Linked DNA regions of Homo sapiens: regions 2 and 3 are each linked to region 1. The links are chromatin loops, found by intact Hi-C in ENCODE. Cell type or tissue: Calu3. All regions are shown on one strand.

What was found. A loop is a pair of places that touch in the nucleus more often than their neighbours do. Peaks named below come from ENCODE experiments on the same cell type or tissue, not always from the same donor. Only the 100,000 strongest peaks of a DNase experiment are listed, where the experiment ranks them.
Region 2: it touches region 1 in a loop (6-fold over the local background); 3 of 110 quality-filtered maps call a loop at or near these places.
Region 3: it touches region 1 in a loop (2.6-fold over the local background); 2 of 110 quality-filtered maps call a loop at or near these places.

The regions. Positions count from the first base shown.
Region 1 is chr20:48,369,607-48,377,606 of GRCh38, forward strand. LINC00494 (long intergenic non-protein coding RNA 494) reads left to right here. Exons shown (of 5, transcript NR_026958.1): 5 at 1-1,032. Among named protein-coding and RNA genes, the nearest start is that of LINC00494, 14 kb to the left of the region's middle. In Calu3, no CTCF peak of the experiment used is centred here; DNase peaks (open chromatin) are centred at 3,295, 3,675, 4,595 and 4,725.
Region 2 is chr20:47,770,730-47,778,729 of GRCh38, forward strand. All of the region lies in intron 1 of SULF2 (sulfatase 2), which reads right to left. It overlaps LOC124904922 (a long non-coding RNA gene), which reads left to right and starts at 3,361. Exons shown (of 3, transcript XR_007067620.1): 1 at 3,361-3,441; 2 at 3,711-3,867; 3 at 4,016-8,000. In Calu3, a CTCF peak has its summit at 3,568; DNase peaks (open chromatin) are centred at 2,812 and 3,592.
Region 3 is chr20:48,533,903-48,541,902 of GRCh38, forward strand. It overlaps LOC105372646 (a long non-coding RNA gene), which reads right to left. Exons shown (of 4, transcript XR_936817.4): 3 at 1-34. Among named protein-coding and RNA genes, the nearest start is that of LINC00494, 180 kb to the left of the region's middle. RefSeq lists an enhancer at 7,640-7,719. In Calu3, no CTCF peak of the experiment used is centred here; DNase peaks (open chromatin) are centred at 4,349 and 4,679.

The DNA of each region.
Region 1 (8,000 bases):
TTGCCCCCCAGAGGACATTTGGCAATGTCTGGATATGTTTGCAATTGTCACAACTAGGAAAGGAGGTACCCATAGGATACACAGGAAAGTCCTCACACAGTTGTATCCTGCCCAGACTGTCCGTAGAGCCAGGGTGAGATGCTCTGACAGAGCCACAGTGAACATTGCATTCCATCATCTGGGTATCTCCAGGAATGTATGTAGCTGGATGTCTGGCTTTTCATCTGGGTTTCACGAGCCTCCTGCAGAACTGAAACCATGTGCAAATCAGTTCTCATACTTGCTCTCCTGCCTCCTTCCTATTGTAATTTTTTCTTCCCACCTTTTTTATTGTTACTAGAGAAATGATGAAGAAAAAGAATAGGCTGGAGAGTCACTCAAAATTTTGTTTTCCTCAATTAAAAAGAAGTAATTTAGAAGTTACTCAATGATGTTTTCTTTAATTAAAAAAAAAAGTAGTTTGGGAAAGCAGAAAATTAATGAAGACAGAAAACACAGGTTTCATGAAAAAGTTCAGCATCCCAGGAAAGGAGCAAAGAGAAGTCTGCAGATGAGAGTTGCTCAGTGTCAGGACTCAGAAAACAATACCCCAAGATAATGTTCAAACCTGAGTGCTTTGAACAAAGGATATTGAAAGACCTCAGAAGAGGGCCTCAGAACTCACATGTCTCTCTGACCTTCTCCTGTCTCTCCTTCACTTCCAAAGCATGATCTTTGGCCAGGGGATCTCTCTGGGATTCCCTTATCTGCCTGAGGGATGTACTTCCAAAAGAAATGTGACTGGCATGACCTCCTCCCTAGGAATCTCTTCAAACAGCCGGGAAAGACTGGTCACCTGAGAGGAGATTGGAAGTCCTCACTGCACTCAGAAAGGCTGTTGTCCATTCTTCTAGAGACTTTATCTGAATAACAAGGCAACTTTTGTTTACCATTCAGTTCCTCCCCTTTCCTTTCTAACTTGTCACCACCTCCCCCAAAAGCCTCAAGCCTCCACTCCTACAAGCTATAAAGACTTCAACCATCTGGCTTCTCCATGAGTCTCATGTTTTGTGTGGCTCTTAGGCATATGTGCATGGTAATACATGTGTATGCCTTTCCTCCGGGTAATCTGTTTATTGTCAGTTTAAAGCAGCCACAGAGTTAAAGACGGAAGCCTTCAGAAGGCTTTCCCTTTGCCCCTGCATCCATCACCTGAGAGCCCACCCATGACAGACTTGAACTATGGACAGAGGCTGCAGTCAATAGAGCCCAGGGTGAGACTGACTACAGGAGAAGCTGGGCCTTGGGGGATAAGCCCAAGCTTCTCAATTCTCAAACTGCAGGTTAAGCCTCTATAATGGAGCCTGAATTCCATTCAGTGAGTCTTGACCAGCATTTTAAAATGTGAAATAACAGAACTCAGTAGAAAATATCAAAGGGCATTACTTATAGTGAGGTAAGAATATTCTGCGAAATTTTAGTTTTATATTGAGTGTGTGTGTGTGTGTGTGCACGCGCACGCCAGGCCTTGTTGTAAAATATACTTCTTATAATGGGTTGTGTTCAAAACAGCTTGTAAAATATGGGAGCAGATGAAATGATGGAGGATTTGGTAAGAACTAAATATTTGTAAGCAAATTTTGCAGTGAAAAGAACAAGGAAATTATTAATTCAAGAGAAATCAAAAGTAGTATAAGAAAGAAAATGCAACCATATTGCCATACTTGGCTCTGCTGTAAATAACATCTACTTGGCCACATGACATAAATGCTGATTATGATGATGTCATTGAAAACGGTAATTTAGCCATGCAGGAGGCTGTGAGTTATGGTGGCAAGTGGAGGAAGAGAGCTAATCCCTCCTCTGGGGGCCGGCATTGAGAGATCACAGAGCAACTTGAATCCCCGTGAAGCACTTGCTCTTACAAGATTTGGAAGAAACTTGCACAAACAGTAAAGTGTCTTTACTTGTGGATGTCTCTGGGAAAAGATGGGCAGGGAACAGAAAGATTCAACGGTGTTTGATTTGGTGACCATATATCTCTTTAATTTAAAAAGGGATCATTCAGGACCAGTGAGGCCATGGTGGTGTTCATTGGAAAGAGCCCAGGGACCCAGGTGGCTCTTGGCTCCATCACCTAGAACCCCATGCCCTTGAACGAGTCCCTCTCCAGCTTTTGACACCAGTTGGCCAACCTCTAAAACAAAGAGGCCAGGCCAAATTATTTTGACTTGTCCTTGGAGCCCTGTGAGTCTGTCTCACCACGGAGTGACTTGGGAGTCTGGGTACCACCCACCCTGACTCCATGTCAAATACCGTGCACATCTCAAGCACAGTGCCTGGCTCAGCACAGGCAGCAGGAAAGCTGTGTGGGTGTGCATCAGGGTTGGTGGACACAGTAGACAGCCTTTGCTCTCCCAAGATGGGGGAGGTCCGGTACCATGACTTAGGGAACTGCTGGTTCCTAACCAACCCCCCCACCCACCCCGGACAGTAGTGCAGAAAGGATGCTTTCCTAATCAGCTAATTTTCACAAAATGTGGGATGCCCTGGTGGGATCCCGTGGTAGGAGAGTAGATGACTTCCAGGAGCACATAGAGGGGGCAGAGGCTGCGGGCTGACCCTTGATACCCCTCATCCCCTTCATTTAACATTAGAAATCCCAAAGTTTAGTTGCCTGGACCGGAACTGAATTTCCCATCCTGCCTTGCAGCTGGTGTGTACCTTCCCAGTGTACCCTTAAATGCATGAGTACGCCCCACTTACCCTTTTCCTCTTCCCTCCTGCCTGATGTGACTTGCACCTCCTTGGACCAGGTGGACAAGAAAAGCCTCCGTCAATGACAGAGCCCAAGATGGGCAGGTCGAGGATCAGCCCCGGGAGCCGCCCAACTAGCTCGCCCCTCGCCCCCGCCCCCCAGCCCCCACAATCCCCCGATGGCGAGGCTGTCATGTGGGAGAAAAGCAAACCTCTGGTTCATGAAATTGCAGGTATTTGGAGCCTCTGCACAAGCTAGTGAACTTGTATATCAATAAGTAGGGGGAGTACATTTTTTATTTCAATAGTTATTCACTTTAATGTGTATTAGAAAAAAAATTCCAACTTATTAATCAAACCTGTGATTTCATTATGGCGACAGAGGACGTTAAAGTAGGTAACACATTTTTTACTTTTACCATGAGTAAAAATGTGAGCCGGTTTAGTTTAAAAGAAAACGCCAGAAAACAGCATGGGCATGACAAGGGTTTGGCAACAATCACGATCATCCTGGAGTGACTGAAGCTCGTCCACTTGGGACAGGTGACCATGTGGGGGACTCTGGAGCAGCAAAGCAGTCAGGGTGAGGGGTCAGAGGCACCAAACTTCCTCTTAGAAAAACACGAGGGAACCGACGAACCCATGTCCAGGGAATGCTGAGGACGCTCTTGACTGTAGGGGGACCGAGCACAAAGCCCCCGTCGCCGCCCGGCGGACCCGAGCTCCTGGACTCAGCCTTGACCGACACTGACTCTGTTCCCACAGCGGCCGCTTTGTTCGTCTCCTTTGTGGACACTTAGCTCAGCGCCTGTGCTGCTCGGCTGTGACCTGACCTTCGAGGGTCACCTCCTGAATTCAATCGCTGTGACCTGTGCTGCGGACCCCGTCAGGAAGCTCCTGGTCTCCTCCAGTCCCTCCCCCGCCTCATTCGCACAAAAGGCCTCATTGTTCTGCAGGGTCTGATTCAGACCTGCCCTGGTTTCAGTTTCGGCAAACACCCAGCACTGGCTTTGGGTCAGGGGTCACTCTGGAGTGAACGGGGCGCCCTGAGCAACCCCACATCGCTGTGTGATCCCGGCTCATCCACAGGAAGCCCCGGCCCAGGGACCCAAATGGGTCCCAGAAGTGGACCAGATGCAGCGCCGACGGTGATGTGGGGACGCCGGCATCTCCAACAGTGGGAAAGAGGAAACTTTCTACTTTTCATTAAGCCCCGTCCTCTTCTCCCCCAGGGTTACGGGGACACAATGTCTTCACTGGCCATGTTGGAACGTTCTGGGGTGTGAAGGGAACGTCCCCAAGAGCAGTGACTTGACCTTCGCTTTGGCTGAGATTTGAAATTCTCTTCTTACCGATCTTTAAATCTGTACACGCAGGAGTCTGTTTTATATCCAGCCGTCCCTGTGACCTCGGGCGAGTTCCTTACCTTGTGTTTCCTCATCTGTAAAGTGGGAATAATGACCGCACGGCCTCGTGTGCTTGTCAGAACAAAATCAGACAATGCACGAAGACCCGTTGGCCCGGAAAGCTGCAGCTGGGCCCTGACGATGCCACGCTGTCCATCTGGGGAGGGGAAGTTCATTGCTAATTCGACTCAAAGGAGAAAAATGCATGTCCCCCTGAGCTGAAAGAAGGAACGAAGCCAAGTCCACCAGGCCACCGGGTCTCCTTAGGCTGAGGAAATGGACAAGGAGGGCAACATGGAAACTGCAGAGAGCAGCAAAGCCCTTCACTACTGCTGCCCGAACCCTGCAGCGGCTCCTACAGCCACCACAGGTCACTGGGCCAGAAGCAAGTTAGGGAACAGCCACATCACCATTCAGGGAAGCCGCTCCCAGGCGCTGATCCCCGGAATGGTGGATTTGCTAACAGCAGCCACACAGACACCTCACCTCACGCCAGGCTGCTGAGCTCAGCGGGGGGCACGATTGCCCAAGCAGGGGTGGGGCAGGGCAAGGCAGACCCAGTCACATGGTGGGAAAAGCCAAAAAAAACCTGCCTGATTTGGTAAAATGCCAGAACTGGGCATTTTAAAGTTAGTTTTTAAGGCGTAGCCATTTGTTGGGGGTTTTTTTGCCTTGTACTCTCCTGTCTCCCTCCTCGCCACACAATAAACTGTCTCCAAGGCAGCCGCCCTCCCGTTGCCAGGACGTGCGAGGCAGGGAGGTCAGGAGCTCTGCTGTGAGGGCGCCACCCGGCTTCCGGTTTGTGCATGAAAACCCGGCTCAGCTTTTCCGTTCCATGAAGACTGGGCTTCTCCAGGCTGCTCGGTAAATAATCACGGATTCCACTGGGAAGAGAAAACATCCCCACAGCCCCTTCTCCATTGTGCACCCAACCTCCAGGTGTTTTCAGTCTCTCAAAGAGCCCCGACGCCTGAAATTTAACAACTAAAACCTTATTTTTCATTTCCTGAGATTCTCTTGGTGGAATCAGGCAGCCTGGCAGTGCGCAGCACCTAGGGTGGCTCATGATGAAAAATCCAGAGGGGACTTTGCCTTCCTGCATGTCCTTTTGTCACCAGAACCCGGGGACCAGCAGGACCCAAAGCTCCCTGCGGGATCAGCTGGGTCTGGGAATCACTGTCCTGGGCCCATTTGGACTTTTCGGATGAGGCCGGTGTTTGGCCAGCACCTGGGCTGGGCAGGTGGGAAGGACAGAGGCGCTGATGGAGAGAGGGAGGGGAAGGGGATTCACAGCCGTCCTGGGAGCCCCACGGGTGCCTTTGGCCTCTGGCTCCTCTGCCTGCCCCTCAGGCTGGTTAAATTCCCCCCTGAAAGTTCCCCATTGGGCAAGTCCAGCAAGCCTGAGCCAGGCCTGTGATCTCAGGGTGGGTGGAGCTCTAGAAGGCCTGGCCCTCGCTCCTGGAGTCCACGTTCACCCTCAAGGCAGTGAACGGCACCCCACTGCGCATCTACTCACTAACCAGGCACGGGATGGTTTCCATGGTTCCTGTGTCTTAGACCAGCTCGCTCATGGTGACATGGGACACGCTGAGACCCCACCATGGTGCAGAGTGACATTAATGCATTAAATTAGCAGCCTCTGCAACACAAACACATTTGCATGTGGAGCCTGTGACGTTCTTTGGTAAAAGGAATCCTTACATGTTTGCAAACATTACACTCGCTGAGGAAGGGCCTCGGGCTCTGACAAATGATAAATGGGAAAATTAGACGCTTCAGGAAAATGCAAATATCATCCTTCGTAAGTCTGTCCGTTGGCAGGAAATTTAAAAAAAAAAAAAGGTTTCCCCAAAGCAGTGAGGCATTACTTCTCCTCTTTTAAATGCCAGGAAGAAGGGCTGTGATTCTTTTAGGCACTTGCATGGATCTTGATTTCTCTTCCACAGTCTCCCCAACGCCCTGGCAATGTGTAGGGGAGAAGCCTGTGATTTCAGCAGACTGTCCTCTAATTCAGCGTTTCTCAAGCTTTATTTCATAATCACCCCCTAAGGAATCTTTATAGGCAATTTTTTCTTACTTGCCCCCCTATGAATTTTAATACTACATAATTACTGCAGAATGGTTTATGCACTGTGTGGACATCTACATTTTTACATAAAGACAAAAATCTTTTCACCTCTGGGAGCCAGCTCTGGCCCCCATGGGAGCAGTATTCTCCGCTAAGAAGGCCTGCTCCCATTCCTTCTTTTGTTGATTTTGGGAGGAGGTGCAGGAGCTGCCTGGGGCCTTGGGGCAGAGCGATTCGGGAGAGGGGACAGAGAGGACAGAGTCCGGAGAGGGGAGGGGAGGGATGAGGCCGAGGAGCAGCCAGGAGCCCCGTGTGGCTGGGGCCAGGGGGAGTTGAGGGTAGAGGAGTGATGGGTGACTACAGGGCAGGGGCCGGGGGTGGGGGGCGGAGATGGATCATCTCAGGCCTTAGGGGACCCTGTGAGGACTTCAGCTTTTACTCTGAGGGAAGTGGGAGCCATTAGAGGGTTTCAGCAGAGACAGGACATGGTCTGGTTTATTTTTTAATGGATGATCTGTGTGAGGACAGGTTGGGGTTGTGGGGTCAGAGCTGGAGAAGGAGGCCAGCGGGGTCTACTGCAATGGTCCAAGCAGGAGATGATGGTGGCTTGGACCAGAGGGTAGCTGTGAGGGAGGTGGGAAGTGGCCGTATCCTTGATCTGTTTTGGAGGTAGAGCACTGGCACGGTTTGCTAAGAAGGGTATCACCCCAGAGCTGTCAAAGGCTCATCAGGTACCCCCTCTTTTACTGGTATTAACTTCTTATCCTCCCAATGAGGCTATGAGGCAGTTATGCATTCTCTTAATGGGAGACTGAGACACAGAAAGGCTAAATACAGTCCTCAGAGATTACACTACCAAGAGTCAGAGTCAGGGTTTGAACTTGGGCAGAGGCTACACTCATGACCACCCTGCTGTGATACTTGGGTTATTTGGGATATAAAAGTGTAAACTGGAGTGCTGGCTACCTCCTGGTCAGTCTCTCTGCAGTAGCCATTGCTTTACAGAGTAGCCGCAAGCTTTCTCAAATACCGCTGCCTTAATCCTTGGCCAGCCCCTGAATCTCACCATTTCCTCCACCAAGCTGCAGCCCCTTTCATCTGCGACACCAGTGCTCTGGGATCCCTGCCTAAGAACTCGGTCTGCCTTACCCAGCTAAACACTCCAACCAGGTCCTTGGAGCTAAGAAAAGTCAAAAGCCTGGATCTTAGCAGTGATCATCAAAATAGTAACAAATATAGTAAAATAAATTTTAAAATTTATTTGCTTTCATTTTCTAAGCAAACTAAACTCTGATAAGATACTTCTTAACTAAGAAAGATATAAGCTGTGGCACAAATCACTCATCCAATTTGTCACTAATTTGTCGGTTGTCTGTCGGTTTTTAAACATTGGTGGTATAATGTGTTGTTTGGCACAGCCGCCACTAGCTAAGCAATGCTCCTATCTGAAACTAATGGATGAGGGAGCCACAGCCACCTCTTCCAACCACCTCTTGATTAAATGAATGGTCATTAGGTCCCTGGCACCGAGGAGTCATTACAGACAAGGACAGGTGGCTATGCCACCAGCACATCACAGCCAAGTGCACCCTGGAGTCCCACCTTCCCACAAGACCCCCACCGAAGAGCTCACCCTCCCCTTGGCCCTGCTGACAACAAGCAGTGGCAACCCTCAGGCTCCCTCCCCCCTCATGCAAATATCCAGGCTCTGCAGTAGCAAAATGCAGACAAATTCTCTTTCTCTACCCCAGTTCGGTACAACCTATTGTTGTTACTCATGGTAGATATGT
Region 2 (8,000 bases), 600 kb before region 1:
GTCTGGCAGTTGTTGCTGGCAGTCGGTTGGGAGCTTGGGAGGGGCTGCGGAGTGGGCACCTCCATGTGGCCTCAGTGTGGCTTGGGCTTCCTCACAGCATGGCGGCCTTGCAGTGGGGTCTGATTTCTTACACAACAGCGAGGGTCCCAGTGATCCAGGGGGAGCTGGCTCATCTTTTCTGCTGTCCCATGGTGTTCCTTCCACCAGGGCTACGCACGTCTGGCCAGATTCAAGGGGAGGGGACACAGACCCACATCTCAACAAAGGAGCATCAAGGTCCCACCATGGATGAGCCTGCAGGGTACCGTGTGGCCATCCCGTAAAACAGTCAGTCCTGCTGGGTCACAGAGGCTGGCCAGGCCTGGGGCAGCCACGTGGGCCTCCCCTGCAGTACATCCTCCCTCCTAGGAAGTGAAACCCGATCTGATCCCTGGCTGTCGGGGCTGGGCGTTTGTGCTCACGTCCATTTCAAAGAATCTGTGAGCCTCGGAAAGTCCTGGGTGGGCACTCTTCCTTCTCACATGACCCAAGGGTGTTAAAGCCACGATGTCAGGTCCAGGGGGTTCTGAGCAGGGCAGGAGGGTGAACTGAAGGGCTCGTACCAGGAGCTAGAGTCACAACAACCTCTCCTCCTTATTCTAGATAACACATCTGCTCAGTTCTATGTACGCCAGAAACATTGATTTCTTCCCATTTTTTAACCACTCCCAGCTTATTTTTAAGTAGAAAGGAAGCCACCTAACAAACCCAGAAAACCCCACAGAAGAATAAGACCTCGTTTGGGGAAAAAGGCCCCAACCTCCCCCAGCTCTTCCCTTCTGCAGAGGCAAGAAATTTTCCAACTCAGCCTCTGCCCTTGAGCCCTGTGCTCAAAGCCGCCCAACAACATGGAGGTTGCCCTGGAGTCCAGGAGGGAAGGCTGCTGTCCCTGGGAGCCCCTCTCATCAGGCAGGTATTGGCTTGTCAGTGGCAGGATGGGGCGGGGGCGGGGGCAGTGATGATGAGGCTCTGCAGGCTTCAAATGGGGGTGCTGGGCCAGGGCTCCGGGGCCAAGCTTGGAAGGATGCTCATCATGCCTGGCTGGGCAGGAGACCTGGAAACATCTCCCAACCTGCCGGAACTCCGCCTGGGATAACACAGCTTTTCCACCTGGGCCAGAATCAACTGCTGCTAGAGTTTTTTACAGGCAGCTCCCCAGGAAGTTTCTGGCAAGATGGCAGCTTCCAGGGCAGGGGCTCCTGATTTGAGGCAAATGGTACAGCCTGATCTGCTCCGAAAGGGATGACAGGGCTGATCGTTAACCTCTGTGCTCCATCCCATATGCCAGCGTCTCAGAATAAATAAATGAATTTTTAAAAGTCTGGTATAAGTAGAATACCCAAATCTGGGCCTAAATTCATTCATTCATTCCCTTTCTTATTTCAATAAATTTATTTAGAAAGAAAAGTCTATCTTGGAGGAACCAGCACCCATTGCCATAAACCTGGGTCTCTCAACCTTGGCATTACTGCCGCGTGGGCAGGATCATTCTTCGATGGGGGACTGTGCTGTGTATCACAGGGTGTTCACAGGCCTCTGTCCATGAGATGCAAGTAGCACCTACCCCAGTTGTGACAATCAAAAATATCTCCAGACACTGCCAAATGTCCCCCTAGGGGGCAAAACTGCCCCTAGGTGAGAACCCCTGCCATACTTAGATGGCAACAGTATAAAGGCAATGACATTGTGGTTACATTCTTGCTTGCCAAGGCCTCTGCGCTTCCCCTTACATTGGGAGTAGGTCTCCTTGAAGACCATAAAGGAGGAGTTCACGCGATTCCCTCCTTGATGACCCAGAGGCTTGGAGGAGAGCAGAAAAGGAAAAGGGGAAAAAGGAAAAGTTAAAGGTTTTTACGTTGGAAATGGCATTTCCAATGTAGTCCAGGCCCTACCCCGTCTCTTATCCTGAATCTAGGCCACTTCACTCACTCAGGTCTCCTGCCCGACCCTCCTCCTGCCATGACCTGCTTATGATGAGATCAACGCCACTTACGCCCTGTGCGTGGACGGCTAAGATGAAGACTACACCTTGATCCAGTCAATGGGACCTGGTTGGTGGAGGCCACCGGTCTGGCACAAGACTTGGCAATGCAAGAAGTCTGGATGTTGTCTGGTGACCTTTGGAGAGAGATATGTTTGCAGTGGCCTTTGTCTAAAGCAGGGACAAATATGCAAATGCATCCAAGGGTCGGGCAGGAGACCTGAGTGAGTAAAGTGGCCTAGATTTAGGATAGAGATGGGGTGGCGCCTGGACTACACCGGAAACACCATTTCCAAAGTAAAAACTTTCAACCTATTTTAAGCACTGAGCGGGCTCCATAAAGCCCCGCTGGAGCTTGGCCTGGGAGCTATGTGCGACTCTTCCAAGCTATCCAATCTTTCCTGAGCACCTACTATGTGCCACATGCTAAGAAACAGCAGTGGCCACAAGGCAGGCCAGGCCTCTGTCCTCATGGAGCTGTGATACCTTGGTGGAGGAGAAAATGAATGAATGAAGATTGTCTTAAGAGCTTTGGAGGAAGCTGTCAGGTGATAGGATGGACAGTAAATTGGGAAAGGCCTCTCTGGCATGAGGAGGTGGCATAAGGAAATGGCATCTGAGCTGAGAGCAGAGGCGGGCGAGAAGCCAGTTGTGGGCAAAATGCTTTCTATGAACGGAGGAAGTAAGTGCAAAGGCCCTGGGGTGGGAATGTGCACAATGAAACCAACATGGTGCAGCCGAGCACGGCAGTGTGGCCCACAGGAGGCTGGACACCCCTTTGCCCCAGCCCATGCCTTCTGGGCAGGCCACACCCGCTGTCCTTTCTGGCTGTTTAGAGGAAGTAGAAATCAGATACAGAAATTCCCACCTCTGTTCTTTGTTCCTTTGTCTCAGCTGTGGACAAAAGCTTCCCTGGCAGGGAGTTACAAAGTTATTTCTGCAAAAGGCCTTTGGCCAAAAGCAATAAAGTCCGACTTGAACAGAGTCATTATTCACGCCTAACTGTGGGCTGGTTCTCAGTGTAGACTGCCACAGTGGGGACTGACAATTCCACCTTTTTAACCCCCTCCTCCTTTTCAGCCCCACATTTTCTTAGCCCTGCTTACCCCCACAGAACATGTATTTATGTTTCCAGAGATTGTCGTTTCCTTCCAGAAGAATATAAAAGGAATAAAAGGTATTTTGACGGCTTGGTATTAATAATCCAATTACTTCTTTCCTTTTCACCCAATCCACAGGCGAGCGTGCCGTCCTCAGCCAGCTTGCCCCTGCTATTAGCAGATGAGCTGTTCATTAGTTCACCTTGGAAACAGCCCGACACTTACAATTATTTTAGAAGCTGGGGGAAGGAGTCAGAATCAACTTTTACCAAATCACCTGCTACATTTGGAGATGCGAGTGGAGTGCCTTTGGAACGACAGGTCGGCTTCCCAATGTGGCTTGCTGTGCAATCTAATTAGCAGCCGGAAATAGACCGGCAAGTGGGAGGAAAGCCCGGGTCAGAGGCTCTGCGAGCTGAGATTAGTCTGGATCAGTTTTTCCTACTAGCAGCCTCCCCTGCTGCGGGGACTCACTGGGTGTCACCAGGTGTTGGGGTGGAAGGCAGTGTCACTGGTGAGGCGGGGTCTGGGAGGAGGGAGTGCAGGCATTGAGCCCAGGTCCCTCATTACCGCGCATGCTCTCCTTTCAGGAGCCAGAAGCAAACTGCCCCTATCTTCTGGAGGGGGATATTGAGGCATGGCAGGGGTTCTAGGAGTTGACTTTGCCCCGTAAAGTGGAGAGAAGCTTCCAGACCCCCAGCAGCACCTGAGCTATGGGGCCCTGGAGCTGGAGAAGCTGCCACACAGGTTTGGGCATTCTACTTATACTGGACTTTCAAAGTCCATTCACTCGTTTTAAAATGTTCATTGCTCTGCCAGGGGTGGAGTCACCTATGCAGGGGCGGTGCAGAGATTTCTAACAATTTTTGTCCATCTGGTCCCCTTCTTTTGACAGCACCCCAGCTTCCTTTTGAGGACTCCCTCCCCTCTGCCAAGATGCCCCCATCCTCTCTGCCAAGGGGTGATCATGTGACCAAGGTCAATCAGACTTTCTTACCATGTCCCCAACTGTCAAATAAAGTGTCAAGGGCAGAAAGAAAAAGCAGGGGTGCATTTGTCGCATTGGGATGGAAACTCTCCTTCAGGAGGCTGCTAGTAACTCCTGCGCCAAGGTCCCCAGAATTTCCTCAGTTCCTGACCTGTCCTTTCCTGAGCCCCCCAGTAAATCCTGTTCCAGCTTGAGGTAGTAAGTGTTGGGCTCTGCTACTTGCAGTCTGTGATGAATGGGTACTTTGGTGGACTCCAAAAAGCCACACTGCCTGGTATTCAAACCCTTGTGTGGGCCCCACCTCATGAAACCGGGCTGGCTTTGGGACCTGTTTTGACCAAGAGAAGGTGGCAGAAGTGATGCTGTGCCGGTTTTGCGGTTAAGCCTTAAGAGACCGTGGCAGCTTTCATTTTTGCACTCTTAGAAGTCAGGCTACCCTGAACCTGCCATACTGCGAGGAAGCCCAAGTAGCCATAGGGCAGAGCCCACATGGAGAATAACTGAGCTCCCATCTGGTGACCAGCAAGAGCTGCCAGCCATTTGAATGGGGTTGTTTTAGACCTGCCAGCTGATATCACATGAAGCTGAAGAACCACCTGGTCAAACCACAGAATCGTCCAAAATAAAATGTTGTTACCTTAAACCACTGAGTTTGGAGTGGTTTGTTATACAGCAGAAACACAACCCAAGAATCCTCAGTGACACTGATCAGAGCCCATTCCCCCAACAGAAATGTCACAAATGACTATGAGGTTAAGACTTTCAGCCTCTTCGGCTAATGAACACTTGGAGGAGAACATCATTCATTCATTCCTTTAGTCATTCATTCAAACAGCCAGTAAGCCTAGCACAGATGGTACAAAGATGAACAAGCTTCAGGACCTCCTGTTCTAGTGAGGGCATCACACACAGTGCCTCAGTTTCCTTACTGATAAAGTGAAGATGATATTAGTCCCTGCTTCAAAGGCTTGCTGTGATGATGAAATGCTGGGCAAAAAGTAATCAATAGATATTAGACATTATTATTACTACACACTTGCAATGCACAATGTAAGTGTCCAGGGACACTTGCAATGTCCCTGGAAGTGTAGCCATTGGGTACAAAGTGTCACAACGGGAGACAAACTCAAATGCCTACGTGGGCCAGGCAGATAATGTAAACGGGTGAAGTGGACGCATAAGAAAACTCCACACCCCACTTCCTCTCCAGCTCTCATCTGGCCACTTTTGGTAGAGATGGAACAGAGAAATATTGCTCCACAATGAGAAAAACAGAAGGGAAAGTGCAATGAAAAGCCAAATGAATTGGTTCACAATGTCAGGCTATAGGGGATGGTGGGGACCACATCTCCCCATTTTTCAGGAGAAGCTGAAAATCCAGATTTTTAAAATGTGAAATCTCGTAGTTGTTACAAATCTGACAGCTTTTTAGAAGGTTCAAACAAAACATTTCTGCGAGCTGAACAGAGCCCCTGGTTAGGTGGCCTGTGATGTCCTATTCTACCAGCATGGCAGAGCAAGGAGAGACTTCGTTGTGTCTCTTTCCTCCTTTGTAAAACGGGGTTGGAAGATCCCCACATCGCTGAGTTATTCCACATTCACAGGAGCGCGCACTTAAACCACCACTAGCCTGTACAAAGTGCTCGGTAAATGTGAGCTTTCAGGAGGGTAGGTTGGGGAGTGGAGGTTAAAGAGGCTGCTCTCCTGGGCTGTGACCGCTGTTCTTTCAGGAAGGGACAATTTAGGGAAGGGAGTTGTCTTTTCAAGGGCACATGCAGAAATATTTAACCCAAGAGCCCTCATTAGAATGTCACACCACTGACCTGGAAGACTAGCTTGGCCCCAGAGTCATCAGAAGTGGAGGGTTCCACCAGCCCTTCTGCAAGGCCGTGAGGTCCCTGCCGTGGCATAAAGGGGACGATCCTTCCTCTGCAAGCAATGCTAGCACAAAACCCCAGCTCTGGCACTGGGGAGCAAGTGAGTGTGTATGAAACCAATCCTCCCAGCCACCTGCTTAGCTTTTTGCAAATGACTAACAGGTTTTGACATCCTTGCCCTGAGCAGTCACCTTCGAGCAAACATGCTAGCCAGATGTGCCTGTAGCTCTCCAAGCCTCTTTCTTTTCTTGCTTCCTTCATTCAAAAAAAAATTTACTGAGTATCCAAAGAGTGCCACCCTGGTTCTCAGTGCTGGGGATACAGCGATGAACAAGACAGACAATGTCCCTACAAGCACAGAGCTTGCTTTTTAGTGAGGAGAGAGAAGACAAAGGACAAATAAGCAAACCAGGCTAATTCCAGAGAGTGATAAGTGTTATAAAACATAAAACAGGTTGTCCTTCCAGCATTCTAGGGAGGTGACATTTCAGCTGAGATCCGAAGCATAGGAAGGAGCCAGGTCCTTTCCCAGTGTTTGATTTAGAGGTGAGTGCAAAACCCAACTCCGGACCAATGAAACAGAAAGCAAAGTCTGCTAGGGTGGGAGTGTTCTGGCAAGGATTTTACTCTCTGATTAAAAGAGAGACAGCAAGGAGTCCTGTCCTATAGTCCCACTTTGTAGGGTGATGCGACGTCTGGAGCTGTGGCAGCCATATTGAGACTATGAGGCAACAAGGCCAAAGACATGATGAGGACAGAAGAAGAGGCTTGAAAGATCCTGGGACCTTGGATGACACTGTTGTACTGAAAAACCAGCGCCTGGACTCCCCTGCTTTGGACTTGGTGTTATGTGAGAATTAAATGTTTCTATTGCATAAGCCACTGTCAGTCAGAAATGTGATTCCTCATAATGAAACCATTTCAATTCACATTAAAATGATCAGGACTCTAAGCTACTAAGAATTATAGTAGGCTTTCCTGGTCTCTGAAATATCCAGATAAGTGGCCTGCAATCAGAAGTCTATGGATAGTATCTGTCTCGAGAGCAGACCAGAAATGTGGCTTTCAGATGGTCTGATTTTCACCAAGCAGGAACATCTCCAAGGCTTCTGTGAGCTAACAGTTTTTTCAATCTCTTTTCAAAAAGTTCCAGGCCAGGCAGGGTGGCTCACGCCTGTAATCCCAGCACTTTTGGAGGGTCACTTGAGCCCAGGAGTTTGAGACCAGCTTGGGCAACATAGCAAGATCTCATCTCTACCAAAAAAAAAAAAAAAAAATTAGCTGGGTATGGTGGCCTGTGCCTATAGTCCCACCTACTTGGGAGGCTGAGGTGGGAGAATCACTTGAGCTTGGGAGGTTGAGGTGGTAGTGAACTGAGACTGTGCCACTGCACTCCAGCCTGGATGACAGTGCAAGACCCTGTCTCAAAAACAAAAAAGCTCCTCTTCTCTGGCTACTGGGGTGGGTCAAGTCACCCGCTGGGGTCCTGACCATGAGCCAATAAGAAAAGCTATTGGCCACATTCTTCCCCTAACACATCTGGCTTCCACATGGCCAAACACATCTTTGGTACTATTTGTGGTCCCTGGGGATGGCCCTGTCCACCAACTTACACACACAAGACCTGGCCATAACAACTCTGAGTTTGGGATAGAATTTATCTAAGATTCAAGCTGGGCCCAGGTGTGCAGAGCAGTGGGCCAGGCCTTCTGTAAGATGACGCTCCATGGCAGAGGCCAGGGCCACTGGGCAACGTGTGCTTTGGAATCACATTAAGAGAACGTGGGGAATTCAAAACATTCTGGTTACAGAGAATTCCAAGAAGCCCTGGCCTGGGCTGGAGGAGAAGCTCTGAAGGCCATGCCAACAGCTGTTCCACCCAGAAGGCATCGTGCTGCCTACAAGGCCCGAGATCCCACATGACCTTAAGCAATTTCCCAAGGGCATCTGTGGCAGAGCAATGAATATTTAGCTCTGTCTGTTAATCACTGAGAAACCAGGCGATGAAGAAGGGG
Region 3 (8,000 bases), 160 kb after region 1:
TTTCCTGCAGTCTCAGACACCTGGGAGCCAAAGTCTTATGGAAACAAAATGGAAATGTACATAAGAGCCCTTGGGGATTTGCAGAGGCAACATTCCCAAGGCTTAATCACATGGAATTGTTCATATAGAGCTTCTTCCAGCTTGATGTGAAGGGATTTAAACCCCTTCCTTCAATTTTATTTCCCAGCCTGCTGTGGGGATGTGTGTAATTCTTATCTCCGTCACAGTTAATCAAGCGCCCATACTAAGGAGATAACGTCCCTTCCCTCCGCACCTGACTTAGGGAATTAAACGGCTGCATATCTGTTGCTCCAACTGCATGGAAGTCCACAGTCCTCCCCAAACCTCACCTCGAGCTTTTCAAGTAATGGATTTCGATAAGGGCATAATAATCACCATCTTCTTTCAGTTTAAAAATGCAGTGCTGGGTAAAATAATGTTTCTAGTAAGAGCAGAAAACATGGGAATATCGTGGATAAAGTGCAGACAGAAATTGGCGATAAGGGAGGTGGGGAGATGGGAAGCTCTGGGTGAAGATGAAGATGGGGACAGGGTGGGGATGAGGTCCTGGAGTGCGGGTAATAAGGAAACCTAAAGCTGCCAACATAATTAAGACTGCCCGAGCCAGGAGACACACGGGGCATTTTTTAAGGATGTAAGGTGTGAGAGGTCATTAAACTAAGTTACCAGAGCTTCCAAGAGACAAGGAGAGTAATTGAATGAGAGGCCCTGACATTGCAGAAAGTCTAAATTAATTCTTTTCTTGGCTGCTCATGCAGGATGAAAAAGCAGTTACCAGAAATAAAAGATAACCAAAATATTTTTGAACATACACAAAATGAGTGTGTGAGGGGGGAGTATAACTATATACCTACGGAGAGAAGAGAAAGAAGTGGAGAAATGAGGGGGGCAGGGAAAGAAACCCTAATAAAGGGAATTGAAAAAATCATTCATTTTTTGATGTTACAGTGGGAGTTTCTGTGACACAAATATACTTGAAAAGCTGCCTTTGACCTGCCTTTTGAGCCATAGTTGATACTTACCTCATGCAGGGCAGGTAAGCCCCACAGTGGGGCTTAGTTCAGGAGGGTTCTTGGCTTTGTGCAAGAAAGAATTCAAGGGCAAACCGGAGGCAGAAGAAAACAGCTTTATTAGAGAGCCAGTATTACTGCTCTGTGACCGCTCCTGCAGAGCAGGGCTACCGCATAGGCAGAGAGGAGCAGCTCAGAGCAGTTTTGCAGTCATATTTATACCCACTTTTGTTTTTGTTTTTGTTTTTGTTTGAGACAGAGTCTCGCTCTGTTGCCCAGGCTGCAGTTCAGTAGGCCATCTCAGCTCACTGCAACCTCTGCCTCCTGGGTTCAAGTGATTCTCCTGCCTCAGCCACCTGAGTAGCTGGGATTACAGGTGTGCACCACCACACTCAGCTAATTTTTATATTTTTAGTAGAGATGGGGTTTTGCCACGTTGGCCAGGCTAGTCTTGGAGTCCTGGCCTCAAGTGATCCACCTCCCTCGGCCTCCCAAAGGGCTGTGATTACAGGTGTGAGCCACCATGCCCGGCCTTATACCTACTTTTAAAAACATTCTTCTAGGGAAAGGAGAGTAACTTTTGGGTATTCACGTCATTGCCATGGAAAGGGGTATTAACTCCCGGGTGTTGCCATGGCAATGGTAAACTGACATGGCACACTGGTGGGCATGTCTGATGAAAAGCTGCTTCCACCCAAGCTCTGTTTTAGCAAGCACAGATTTTGGTCCAGTGTCTGAGCCCCACCTCTGGAGTTGAGTCCCGCCTCCTACCTCACACTTCCAGGTCCCAGGCTTTGCAGGAACCACAGCAGCCCCTTAGAGCTGTCAGGGAGCCAGGGCCAAGGCCGCATTGCCCATTCTTTGTCCTGTGAATCCTACATCCTCACTGCCTGCACAGATGTCCCCAAATCCCCACTCCAGGGTGAGCGCAATACATTCCAACACCACTGCCTGCTCTCTTCTACTCAGAGCTTCACGAATCCCAGAGTGTGAAATCTTTGCACAAACCAAACATGGCACTCGGTAACATTACATCCTATACAGTCTCTCTTGGTTCTTCCAATTACCTCAAAGAAAACATCTTGATTTGGTGCTGATGTGCCTCTCCCACCTCTCCAAGCCCAGCTTTTCATCCTTTCCAACAAAGAAAGAGAAGCCCCCAGGCTTACTGCAGAATATGGCACCTCTGCTTAAGTTTACTGTTTTTATTTTTACAGTTACCTTCCTTCCCAGCAAGAGATGCTGGTTTCACATTTACTCTGGATGATTTAAGTGTTTCTTTCAAATAAAAGTTTTTTAGTGAAAAAAAAATGGGTTTATTTAAAGAAAGCTATCAGAGATCAGCAAACTACAGCCCTGAGGCCAACTGCCTATTTTTGTAAATCAAGTTTTCCTGGGACACCGCAGTGCTGATCTGTGTATAAATCGTCTCTGGCTATGGCTGCCTGGCATTATGACAGCAAAGCAGGGCACTTGCAACAGAGGCCATGTGTCCCACAAAGCCCAAAATATTCACTCTCTGGCACTTGCCAGAAAATGTTTGGCCACCCCAGGAGCAAAGGATCATCCTGGGGAAAGTGGAGACAGTGGCAGGTGAATGATTTAAATTGAGTAAATAGGGAACCCTGGTTAGGAGCTTGGACCCCAGGGTGAGACAGCACAAGGTGAACCCCAACTCCCCTATAGACCATTGAGTCCCTTCTCGTGGAGGATCCTAGGCTCCCTCATCTGTAAAGTGGGAGAACAGGCCCCACATGAGGCTCTTGTGCAGACTGGTGAGATACTGCGTGCAAGGCATAGGTCTGTGCCTGCCGCAAGGTAGACAGCCAGTAAGTGGCCACCTTGAGTATTACCAGGGCAGGAGGTGAGAAAATCCATTTATCACCAGCTGAGATAAGAGTTGCCCAGAGAAGAACTATTCAGACTTGAGTAGGGATGTGAAGTTGAGGTCAAAGGCAGGAGGTAGAAAGGGATGGGGTTGCTAAGCAACACATCCAGATGCTGGAGGTGGCAGAAGTGGCCAAGGGACCAGGGCACAGATAAAATTACCCACCTGTGTTGCTCCAACGTCACCAGTAAAATCTGTCCGTCACAGCTGCCAGGAACATGGAATTTGAGAAGACTAATAACAAGGAAAGGCCAGGACTGGTGGCTCATGCCTATAGAGCTTCAAGAGGCCAAGGTGGGATGATTGCTTGAGGCCAGGAGTTCAAGACCAGTGCCAACAAAAAGATTGAAACTCTGTAAAATATTTGAAGAGATTTATTCTGAGCCAAATATGAGTGACCATATTAGGGGCTCATGACACAGCCCCAGGAGATCCTAGAACATGTGCCCAAGGTGTTGGGCTATGGCTTGGTTTTATATGTTTAAGGGAGACATAAGACATCAATCAATACAGGTAAGATATATATTGGTTTGGTCAGGAAAGGTGGGACAACTCGAAGGGTGCGAGGGGTGGGGCTTCCAGGTCATAGGTGGATTCAAAGATTTTCTGATTGGCAATTGGTTGAAAGTGCTAACTTATTACCTAAAGTCCTGGAATCAATAGAAGGGAGTGTCTGGGTTAAGATAAGGGGTTATGGAGACCAAGGTTTTATCATACAGATGAAGCCTCCAGGAGCAGCCTTCAGAGCTCTAATCAGGCCTAAAAAGGTCTCTTTTTTAGACTCTTAGTTAATTCTCTCCCAGGTCAGGAATTAGGCCTGGAAAGGGAAAGAGATTCTCTACAGAATGTAGATTTTTCCCACCAGAGACAGCTTTGCAGGGCCATTTCAAAATAGGTCCAATTAATATATTTTAGGGTAAAATACTTGGATTTCTTTCAGAACCTGCTGTCATTTTGTGATGTGTCACAATGCTACAAAGAGTCATTTGTCAGCCTTTAGGTCTCTGCCTTAATGTTAATGCTGGTCAGCTGTGCCTCAATTCCAACAAGAGGAAGGCATAAGCCATTCCCATCGTGCCCTGCACTCTCGTTCCAGGTTTACTTTGGAATGCCCTTTGCTGAGAGGAGGGATCCATTCACTTGGTTGAGGGCCTCAGAATTTTATTTTTTGGTTTACACCAGTCTGGGCAACACAGTGAGAATCTGTCTCTACAAAAAAAATTTTTTAAAAATTAGCAGGGCATGGTGGCACACACCTGTAGTCTCAGCTACTCAGGAGGCTGAAGCGAGAGGATCGCTTGAGCCCAGGAGTTCAAGGCTGCAGCAAGCTATGATTGCACCACTGCACTCCAGCCTGGGTGACGGCAAGACCCTGACTCTAAGGAAACAAAAACAAAAAAAAAAAATACAAGGAGGAGCCCACACCATGCTTGGATGTGTCAACCTTAAATAATGAGTTTCAGAAATTATGACTAACTATAGTGTTTGAGCTCGAAGCTTGAGGATGACCACCCGGAAGCATAGATCCAATTTGCCCTGAACATGCAAGATAATTAGCCAGAGTTACAAGTGGGTTTTTAAGGAAAAAAGAAGAGGCACTTTCTAAGTTGTTCACCAAGAATTTGCATTAAAATAACACAGACCATTGACTGGCTACACATTGTTCTTTGTATCACAAACTCCAGGAACATCAAGATAATCGGGAAGGCAGCTAGTCATGACTAAAACGCCTTTAAACTCTTGCTCCTGGGCATGGGGCCAGAGGGGTGACTGAAGTTTCATACTCATGTCTCCCTGGACCTGATACCTTCTGCATACCTAACATAGCTCAGATTTCTCTGGGCTATTTTTTTTCCCAAGATGAATGGACTCCTGCAGAAACAAGACGGGCAGCTACAAGAAACAATGTGGAGAGTTAAGAGCTCAGCAGAGGCCAGAAACGAGAGCTGGGAGGAGCAGGAAAAAATGTCAGCTTCATGCTGCGGAAATCTTGAGGATAGCTATGGACATTTGGACAGTCTACATTTGGGATTCAAACACCCAGGTTATGATGAGATTCTGTGGTCCTTTCAAGCTGGAATTGTTGGTGACCTGAACAAATTTATTGTGAAAATAACAGGAACAGGTAAGCCAGTCAGGACCCTCAGGCCATAGATACACAGACAGGGGATGTGTCCTGCATTCCATGAACACAGGGGTTCTGACCTCAGCTGTTCATCTCTCCACGAATCTGCTTTTTCCTTGAGCTTGTGTGAGATTACGCCCGTATTTGTCAGTGTTACCATCATTTGACCTGGATATGCCACAAAAGCCAAAGACTATTATTTGGAACTTGGGTTTGGGGTAAATATTTACCTTGTTACCAAATTCCTCCCTTTGGTCCCCACTTCTTCCTGAGTCATGCCTGAGGCAGTCCCTTTCTGGAACCCTCCAGTTATCTGCACCAATAAATCCTTTTTTCCCCTCAGACTGTGGGGTTGGGTTTTCCATCGTTCAGCAAATGAACAATTCCCAATTTATAGAAACCAGAGAAGGTAGGTACAATTACCCTCCCAATGTTACTGAACCAAAGCTGGGTCTGCTCACCTGGTGCAGCAAAGCCAAGCACTGACACTGAGGTTTGTAGCAAGAGAAACAAGGCTTTAAGGTAGGGCACCAGCAAGGAGAATCAGGCAGCTGATGCTTGAGATGCAAACTTCTTAGGGGCTTATAAGGAAGGGTTTTTAAAGGCAGGGGTAAGTTTCAGGAAAGGAGAAGTTGCCAGCAAAATCATAAACCAATACATGGATGTTACATATTGGTCTACCTTTAAAAAGGCAGGATATTTTGGATTGGGGGCTTGAAGGTCACAGGTGGATTCAGAGATTCTTTGATTTGCAATGGATTTAAAAAACAAGGTTTGTCTAAAATACTTAGGGTCAGCTGAAAGGAATGTTAAGGTTTGGCCTATAGGTGTGACTCTCTACAGGCCCCTCAGGAAGAGATTTAGAACAAAATTGGGGGTCAGGTTCAGTCCCAGTTCCCCTTTATCTGAGGTCTGCATGAAAACAGTCAGCATTTTCCATCTGGTGGGGTCCTAGCTCCTGAAAAACAACTCACTCAAGGACATGGGTCAAGATGTTCTCTTTTACTTTCTATAGGGAACTGGGATGGTTGAGTGTCAACTTGATTGGATTAAAGGATACAAAGTATTGTTTCTGGGTGTGTCTGTGAGAGTGTTGCCAAAGGAGATTAACATTTGAGTCAGTGGACTAGGAAAGGCAGACCCACCCTCAATCTGGCTGGGTACCATCTAATCAGCTGCCAGTGCAGCTAGAATGTAAGCAGGCAGAAGAACACGGACCGACTAGGCTTGCTGAGTCTTCCAGCCTTCATCTTTCCGCTGGATGCTTCCTGCACTCAAACATCAGACTCCAAGTTCTTCAGCTTTTGCACTCTTGGACTTACACCAAGAGTTTGCCAACGGCTCTAGGGCCTTCAGCCACAGACCGAAGTCTGCAATGTCGGCTTCCCTGCTTTTGAGGTTTTGGGACTTGGACTGGCTTCCTTGCTCCTCAGCTTGCAGATGACCTATTGTGGGACTTCACCTTGTGATTGTGTGAGTCAATACTCATTAATAAATTCCCTTTCGTATATACATCAATCCTATCAGTTCTTTCCCTCTAGGGAACCCTAATACAGGAACCTAACATCTTGTGACTCTGGCTTACTTGGGTGGCTTTTATTATTACCTTCTTGCTTAGCAGGTGACATGGTTTGGATCTGTGTCCCTGTCCAAATCTCACGTGGAATTGTAATCCCCGATGTTGGAGGTGAGGCCTGAAGGGAGGCGACTGGATCATGGGAGCGGTTTCTCATGGATGGGTTAACAGCATCCTCTTGGTGCTGCTCGTGATAGAGCTCGTGAAATCCGGTTGTTTAAAAATGTGTAGCACCCACTCCCCCTTCTCTTTCTCCTGCTCAACCATGTGAAGTGCGGGCTCCCCCTTTGCCTTCCGCCATGATTGTGAGCCCCCTAAGGCCTCCCCAGAAGCAGATGCTGCCATGCTTCCTGTACAGTCTGTGGAAGCATGAGCCAACTAAACCTCCTGTCTTTATAAATTGCCCAGTCTCAGGTATTTCTCTACAGCAGTGCAAGAATGGACTAATATAGCAGGTTATTCATTTACTTCCCTAATTGCTGGCTGCAGAACTAGTTAGGTGCTTGGAATCTTCCTTGAAGGGACTCAAATTTTTTCCTTTATCTTTATGTGGGTGGGTGTTGCGGGGGGGTGGGGGGGAGCCTGGCAGACCTCTAAAAGGGGTCCCTGCTCCATCTCACCCGTTATACAGACAAAGACACTGAGGGTACTTCCACCTTACACCCTGCCACGCCTGGATTGCCCACCTCTGTTCTCTCCCAGCCAAAGCAAAGAGAAAAAGAGATAATGCTCACACCCCATTGGCCATGTTTTTGTCACAAGGAGGCCTGGAAAATGTAGTCTTTATTCCAGGAAGCCAGGCTCCCTGCTACCAGGAGGAATGCTGAGGTCATCCAGCAGTCTCTGCCATAGCTGGGTAACCCCCACCTGTCCCTGTCCCCCATGGGGCAACTTTGAGTGCAGGACAGAGGACCCACAAGCCTCACACCAACCTGGCAGGACATCTTCATCACATAGCCTGGCCAGGTCATCCCCAGAGGAGGACAGCACTGGGGTCTGGGCAGAACCAAGGCTCTGGACAGGCCAGAGGGGAAAGGCGTAAGCAATGAAGGGAGCAATATCCACAAAGGCCCCACACCTTTCCTGGGTGCTGCTGGCTTCTTCCCACACCAGACATCTGAGACAGAGGCTGCGGTGAGAGGATCTCATGGTCAGTCACTCTTGCATTGGATGGGAAACTCCCACCTTTGAATGAAATGCTAATTATAGCCTCCATGTACAGTCTGTTACCTGCTAAAAATACGCTGTCTTATTCTAGTCTCTGCAGGTGCAGCCGAGTTGGGGGAAATAATGCTGTTTTTAGCATGAGTACAAGGAGACAACCGAATCCTAGACTCTTGGGGACAGCGTCTGTCTGTCTGGGAACTTGTTTCCAGGAGT